Linked DNA regions of Homo sapiens: all the other regions are linked to region 1. Evidence: chromatin loops called from intact Hi-C (ENCODE). Cell type or tissue: GM12878. All regions are shown on one strand.

Evidence for each region. Peaks named below come from ENCODE experiments on the same cell type or tissue, not always from the same donor. Only the 100,000 strongest peaks of a DNase experiment are listed, where the experiment ranks them.
Region 2: a loop joins it to region 1, with 5 times the contacts of the local background. A loop is called at or near these places in 5 of 110 quality-filtered maps.
Region 3: a loop joins it to region 1, with 7 times the contacts of the local background. A loop is called at or near these places in 12 of 110 quality-filtered maps.

The regions. Positions count from the first base shown.
Region 1 is chr5:115,245,605-115,248,104 of GRCh38, forward strand. All of the region lies in intron 2 of PGGT1B (protein geranylgeranyltransferase type I subunit beta), which reads right to left. Among named protein-coding and RNA genes, the nearest start is that of PGGT1B, 16 kb to the right of the region's middle. In GM12878, a CTCF peak has its summit at 973 (motif pointing left); a DNase peak (open chromatin) is centred at 959.
Region 2 is chr5:114,802,124-114,804,623 of GRCh38, forward strand. No RefSeq gene overlaps it. Among named protein-coding and RNA genes, the nearest start is that of LINC01957, 230 kb to the left of the region's middle. In GM12878, a CTCF peak has its summit at 1,414 (motif pointing left); no DNase peak of the experiment used is centred here.
Region 3 is chr5:113,677,952-113,680,451 of GRCh38, forward strand. The region is part of intron 1 of LOC107986441 (a long non-coding RNA gene); the gene reads left to right. Among named protein-coding and RNA genes, the nearest start is that of YTHDC2, 170 kb to the left of the region's middle. In GM12878, a CTCF peak has its summit at 1,166 (motif pointing right); a DNase peak (open chromatin) is centred at 1,187.

The sequences.
Region 1 (2,500 bases):
TAATAAACAGTAACCATTCAAAATCAGTTAATTGTATTTTATCAAAAGTGAAACAGGAAGAAATGAATAGCTTTTGTTGCAATTTATCAAGGAAAGCTTTTTTAAAGTAAAAATGTTTTTCTTTTTTTTTCCAGAAAGACTGTATACTGTCATGAAAAAAGTGTTTGGATCTTAAGCACCACGGTCACAGTATAGGGAAAAGACAATGTAGTATTTTTTGCCTTCTTCTTAATCACCTGTGGACTATGAAACTGGATAAAGAAGTTTATTCTAAAGTTTATACTTTATTCTACAGTAAGAGAATTCTCCTGTTTCTTATGAAAAGCTATGATGAAGTAACTAAGAAATCAAGAAAATTACTCATTTACTAAATTGAGTTATCAGTCACACACTTAAATCCTAATGTTTTAAAAAATGATGCTCATTAGGAGGTAACATTTTCACCACTTAATTTTTCACCACTTAGGCCGGGCGCGGTGGCTCAAGCCTGTCATCCTAGCACTTTGGGAGGCCGAGGTGGGTGGATCACCTGAGGTCAGGAGTTCGAGACCAGCCTGACCAACATGGAGAATTCTACCCCATCTCTACTAAAAGTACTAAAATTAGCCGGGTGTGGTGGAGCACACCTTTAGTCCCAGCTACTTGGGAGGCTGAGGCAGAAGAATTGCTTGAACCCGGGAGGTGGAGGTTGCAGTGAGCCAAGATTGCGCCACTGCACTCCATCCTGGGTGACAGAATGATACTCCATTTCAAAAAAAAAAAAAAAATTCACCACTTAAAAATATTTATTAGGTACTCTTTTGCGGTTTCTGTCAATATTTGTCTGCTCTTGTGTGCTTTCCTTTGGAATTCTAGTAAGCATACCTTTTCATGATAATTAAGAAAGTATACACACACAATTCATTGTAAATTTATCGCTGAATGCATACTCTGGGTACAGTATAAATTTCTTTCCAGGTTATCAAACAGCACCATCTAGTGTTCCTATTTAACAGTTGCAAAACAAACTGAAAATTCTTTGTGTGGTCTGGCTGCCCATCAGAATCAATTGCCTATTTTGAAAAAACAGAGATGCCTCTTGCATCTCCCCTCCCATGCCTGTTAAAAAGCATGAGGATAGGGCCTGGAAAATTGTATTTAAAAAGAAAAACAATCCCGGTTTGACACATAGTCAGAATCAAGAACTACTGATTTGGTAAATATACTTTTGTAGAACTATAGAGTCAAACTTGTTTATGCTGTTTAACATAAGTACTTTAGATAGCACTATATCATAAAAATTGAGGTTACTGAAGAAAAATGAAAACTGGGTAGATGAGAAAGGCAGCAAAAATGGGAGTATGTACATGGATGTAATATGTGTGTGTGTTTATGTGTAAGTATGCAGGAAGTGTGTTATTAGAAAATATAATGTATCTATAGTTATCAACTATAAGGAAGAATAATTCATTTATTTGCACGTTTGTACATGAAAATTTATTAAGCTGACTCTTGCCTGATGACTGAGTCATATGTCACTTTAAAACTTAGTGTTTTACTATTAAGCTCATAAAACCAACTATATGTCAAGCATTGAAAGATAGTACATTTAGATATTCTTTAAAAAACGGTTATAAACTTATGGAATATAAAAGTTTGAGAGTTTAAAGAGGTTTATTTTAATCAGGGGAGTTGCTTTTCATAAAAAGCAATAAACTGTATTGTGAAATATAAAATTGCATTCAAAATTATATTTAGGTATAATAAAGGACAGCTCTTGGGCCAAAATATCACCATACTATTAATGATGATTATGCTTCTTAAATATATTTCAAAACTGATTTGCTCATGTTCTTAACTTCTTAACTTTCTAATCCTCATTTTAAAAGTTTTTGCCCTAAGCAAACAGAATTCAAGTGAGGAATGTGGCTACTTTCTGATTTTAAAATGAACATTTATATTTTATGGATAGAGAAATAATTCCACATAAATCTCAAGAAACACAATTTCCTAGTAAGAAGACATGCCTTACACAACTCCTTAAGGATGTCAAGAAAGTAATGAAACAAGGTAAATGAAACATTCAATAGCTAAAAAAAAAATTTTAAATATACCTATTTTCCACATTTCACACATTTGTTTTAGAATTGGACCTACACCAATTAAAGAAAAGGCAGACAGGAGATATTCTTTCACAGAGATTAGAGACTTAATAATATTTCCCTCAACAAGATAGCAAATTGAGAATTCAGAATTGCAGCTGAACTGTGAAAAGGTCTGTGGAATGGTCTACCAGACATCTGACCTGGGAATGCTGGATATATAAATGAACATTGTAAAACCATTTTTGTCAAAATGTCTTGATCTATAATATTTCCAAAACAGATGACTTATAATTTTTAAAATATGCAACACGCTTGACTTAGCCACATGAAACCATACTTACTTCCCCCATGTTATTTTTTAAAAAGTGAGCCATCTGAAGAATCCACTAAAAAAATGAAAGCATTAAACATTTTAC
Region 2 (2,500 bases), 440 kb before region 1:
CCAAGGGGCTAGTTTCTCATTCCTATATAATTCTTTACTCATAATTCTATCTTTTGTCTTTCTTTGAAAGATGTTTTTTTTTTCTGAAACAATCCCACCATGGTTAACAGATGCCACTGTGTACACAAACATCTCAGTCCTCAAAGTTATAGGAAGATCAGTATTCTGTCTTCTTGAGAAATGCTTTCCCCTCAGCCCAACAGTATATTTCTGTTGTCATGCAAAACCCAGTCTAATCAACCTAAGACAAACATATGGAAAAATACATCATAGATTTCCAGATGAATTCTTGCATTTTATCTGGAATCAATCTATGTAACAAATATAAGTGTTGATATTTTTATAAAGACTATGTTCACCATGAACTACAAAGAAAAAGGAGTTCTAAAAGGCATGAATCCATGCATTCATATCCAGGAATTATTTCCACATTTAGCAACTACTTCTCCCATGCAAAGATTTTACCAAATCATTGTCTAAAATTGTCTCTTTTTGTTCTACAAAGAAAAGTGGATTCCCACCTTAAAGTTGCTTGGTGGGAATTTGCCTCAATTCAGTTCCTATTCTCCATTTCCTTTAATATTCTCCTCACCTCTCTAACAGGACACTGGAAAAGGAAAACAATACTGTTTGGGCCAATAGCATTGAAAAAAAGAGTTGTAAAATGATTACTTAATATGGACAGTTCAAGTGAAAGAAGTGGAGACTCTTGCATTTTTGAACTGCTTTTCATTTCTCATTATACATGACCTACTTCAATCAGCTTCGACCTTTGAAATTTTGTTCCCTAACACAGCTAAAATAAGGTCTCTTCCTTTTTCTCTCTCCTTCTCTGCAGCCCTGTTAGATAAAGTCTCACTTTGGGTTGCTGTCCAAGAAGTTCTTAGTTAATTGCATGTAATTATGCTGCATCCTACTTTCAAATGCTAGAGCAATTTCTTGTATCCTTGTAATACAATATGACTGAAAGCTCCAATAGTTGTAGCGTCCCAGTGAGTGGCTCCCTTCCCTTCTGAGGGTTTTATAATGCCAGAGGACTTTGCTGAGTGGCAGTGATCTTTAAGTATAAGGCAAGACATTGAGATAAATTAGTAATAGCAGCTACTGACAGTGTTCCCTTGGGCCCTGCTCAGGTCTTTGCCAAGGGGCCACATCACTAAGCCAGTGACACTCCTCCTTCAGACGTTAAAGATAAATAAATGATCAGGTCAGTCAGCTGGCAGCTGGCATGTTCATCCTATCTGGTAGGAAGATTTTTATTGTAATGCAAACTTCAAAATTAAAAAAACAAAATGTCATCTGGGGCCAGAGTCGATTTTTTGGAATTTCTTGCGTTCATTGTGTTGTATTGTCTTTAGAGTAAGTCTACTTTTATTTTAAGAGGTATAGTGCCTTCTAGCGGACTGGAAATTCTCTTCAGCTAGTTCAAACCTTACATAGCTGGAGACTCAAGCATATCCTGATACTCATCACACTAAGCAAAGCAATCTCAGGTCATTTAGAAGAATTTTGATTTGTATCTGTATTTTGGCTGAGAGGCAAAGGGAAATCTATTGATGTTTGGGCACTTTAATTTTTTTAAAAACCTAAGCAAGAACTTAATAATCAAAAATCATTCTGTCTCGCTTGTAGAATCCTGAGTTCAGGAAAGAGACATTATATCATACTCATCCCAAAAACTCAGTAGTTTGTTGCTGAGACATTGTTATCCCTTTGGAAGTCAGGATTGCCAGTTCAGCGCTTGGGAAGTCATTTAATTTCTCCAGGTAAGTTCCTCTAGCCTGCAATTAGAGGACACTGACAGTAGGTGGAGATTTTTTTTTTTTTTTTTTTTGTGGAGACAAGAGTCTCGCTCTGTCACCCAGGCTGGAGTGCAGTGGCGCAATCTTGGCTCACTGCAACCTCCTCCTTCCGGGTTCAAGCAATTCTCTTGCCTCAGCCTCCTGGGTAGCTGGGATTACAGGTGCCCACCACCACACTCGGCTAATTTTTATATTTTTAGTAGAGACAGGATTTCACCATCTTGGCCAGGCTGGTCTGGAACTCCTGACCTCGTGATCCACCCGCCTCAGGCTCCCTAAGTGCTGGGATTACAGGCGTGAGCCACTGCACCCGGCCAAAATCCTCCCTTTCAATTGGAGTCCCTCCTCCAAATTCCTCCTATGTAGACATTCTGGAGCCTCTTACAAAATATCTGCATTTTCTGTTGATTGGTATTTTATTAATAGAGATGCTCCCTAGCATTAGATAAAATATTTTTCCTCACAGAGTCTTATTTTGCTAATTTGTAAAACAGGAATAATTCATTCATGTGTTCAACAAATTAATGGAGTAGCACCACATGCCAGGTACCAGGCAAGTCACTGAGGAATGAAAGCCAAGTCACCTGCAGTAAGAGCTTTCCTAGGAACTCACAATTGGGGATGACAATACCAGCCTTATAGAAGTGTCTTTAAAACTAAATAGAGAAAACTGTGTGAAAAATGTTACACACTCAGCC
Region 3 (2,500 bases), 1.6 Mb before region 1:
TATCCCATAGTTTATGGGAGTCACACAGTAAAAATGCTTTGTGATTACAAAAATTTTTTTCTGTTTTCTTTTACAAAAGGTACAAGCCCAGTTAAGAAGTTTAAACATGAATTATATATAGAAAAATGTGAATATTACTCATTAAAATGACAACTTCTGTACCTTTTTATTTTTGGTTTTAAATTACACCACTAATCCAAATACTGTAAGGAATAACTGGTTTATAAAAGGTGATTAAGTTAGGAGTGACAGACACTTACCTTTTAAATAAAAAAGTCAGATCCTTAATATATCACAGGGTCCTAATTTATAAGGTCATCCTCTTTTAGCAGTCTGCCCATCTCAATTGTCTCCTGGGTTTTCTTAATATTTTGAGGACACAACAATGCTATTATTTTAGGTGTGGTAGCACTGGTGGAAAAATAGGGAAGCATTTCATATTGATGATGCAATGCTTTCCTTTATCCTGACATTCTTATCTTTGAATAGGAAAGAGGTAATGTGTTCACTATGTAAATTAATTATAAGCCTTTTTTTGCTCTGTAAAAAGGGGGAATATTAAGGTTTTAGATAGTAATTGTTCTTTGACTCTGGACATGAGTCTTTGGAGAAATTCTCTTTGGTAAATGCAGTTCACTCACACGCAGTGAAAACAGCCATCAAAAGCTTTCATAAAGAGGCTGATAGTATGGAGTAATAACTACTTTGAAGGGCGTTGGGGGAATTATTCAGAGGTTCTGCAAAGTGGTTTGGAGACGAAAAGTGCAATATAAATGCTAAGTAGCCCCATATTTTTCTGGGAAGAGGTGCAGTAAATGTAATCATGGCTCTGCTCAAGCTGAGAAGCCTGATGGCCACCTCTACGCTCATATTTAATGTTGATGAAATCGCTGACACAACTTCCAACAGAGGATCTCTTTCTTCCCCCCTCACTATCATGTAAATAATTTCCACAAAAGTCAGAGCAATTCCTGCTTATGAAAGCTTTACACAATTCCCAGAATTGTGAAGGAAAAAAAAAGCAGGCATATGGTATTTATATAGTGGGTACTCAGTAAATATTTGTTTATTTTATTTTACTTTATTTTATTTTATTTTACCATTGCTTTTTAGGTGCCCTTTACACGTGTGCTTTTGAATTCCCCTAACATGATATCAGCACTAGATGGCGCTATGTTACCGTGAAGACTGCCAGGGTGGTGGTGGTGGTGGGGTGAATCTCTAATGTTGTAATTAGCCAACAATGCAGATAAGCAGAGGTTTAATTTAAGTCATTTCCCCCCTCATTATACTTTATAAGAAATCATGACCTTTTTATTTTGGAGGGGGTACAGGGACTTACTGTATTATTTTATCTCAGCATAAGCAAATTCAATTTGCTTTAATTCTCACTTTGAAGGAGAGAATGTCAGGCTGCCTCCTGCTCTGTTTCACAGTGTGTGGCATTGGTAATGAGCTCTGACAGCACTCCTCCTGCCGCTAACTGTGTCACATGAGCCGTCGGAAGGTGACTTGAGATGTGAAGAAATGAAGGTGCGTAATTGATTCTCACAATGAGAACATGCTTTCTAGTCCTTTGAAATTCCCCTAATGGGCTAAAATGTTATGTTCCTTTTCCCTCTAAAAACAGTTTGTAATGATTCAAATGGTCAATGATTTTGAAAATAATTGAACAGCTAAGCCTTAAAGTACTGTATACAAGCAAATTTTAGCAGAGGAGAGCACTGGCTTCCACTGTGACTAGAATTATCTTTGTGGGGACAGAGAATATTCCTCCCAGCCTCCCATCTTTTATAGATGTGAGGTGACATGGTGTTTTAGTGTGTTAATGCATGTTTCTATCTGTTTGGTGTTGAAAACCTTCAAAGGCGATTAACTCCCTTACAGAAGCTGAGAGGGAAGGAAATGAGTCCTTCACCAGGATATAGGCCTCTGAATGGTGGCGTTACTATAATGATATACATGCTTATGTATCTCTGTATCTCTACATACTTTAAGTCATATTTGATTAAGACAGTCTGCGGCTACTCAAAAAGAAAATTGGGAAGGAGAAATTGTAGAAAGGCAGCCGGAGAAGCTACTAAAGAGAATAGAAATAGCTTGATCCAAGAAAATGAAAGAGGCTAAGGTATAAACTAACCCTGCTGTTTCCAAACTACGTGCTGGGACACCCCAAGGTGCTGCAGCCAACTCACAGAGAGGCCCCAGGATATTTTGAGTTTTTGAAGGAAATGGAGCAGCGTCTACCAGAAACCAAGCAAATGACTTTAGAGTTTTCATACTAAATTACACTACATTCCTACAGTCCTAGGTGACATCATATTTTTGCAAAGCTAGGTTTTTGGAGGTTGATGGGATAAAAAGCAAGTAGTATGCAAAAATGAACAGGAATAGTTAACAAGGATGGCAGTGTCCAGTCTCATTCCAATGATGGAGAGGCTGTGCAGGGCCTAAGGGACACACATGCCCCATTTGTAAGTAATTGTGGTTATTTAAGACT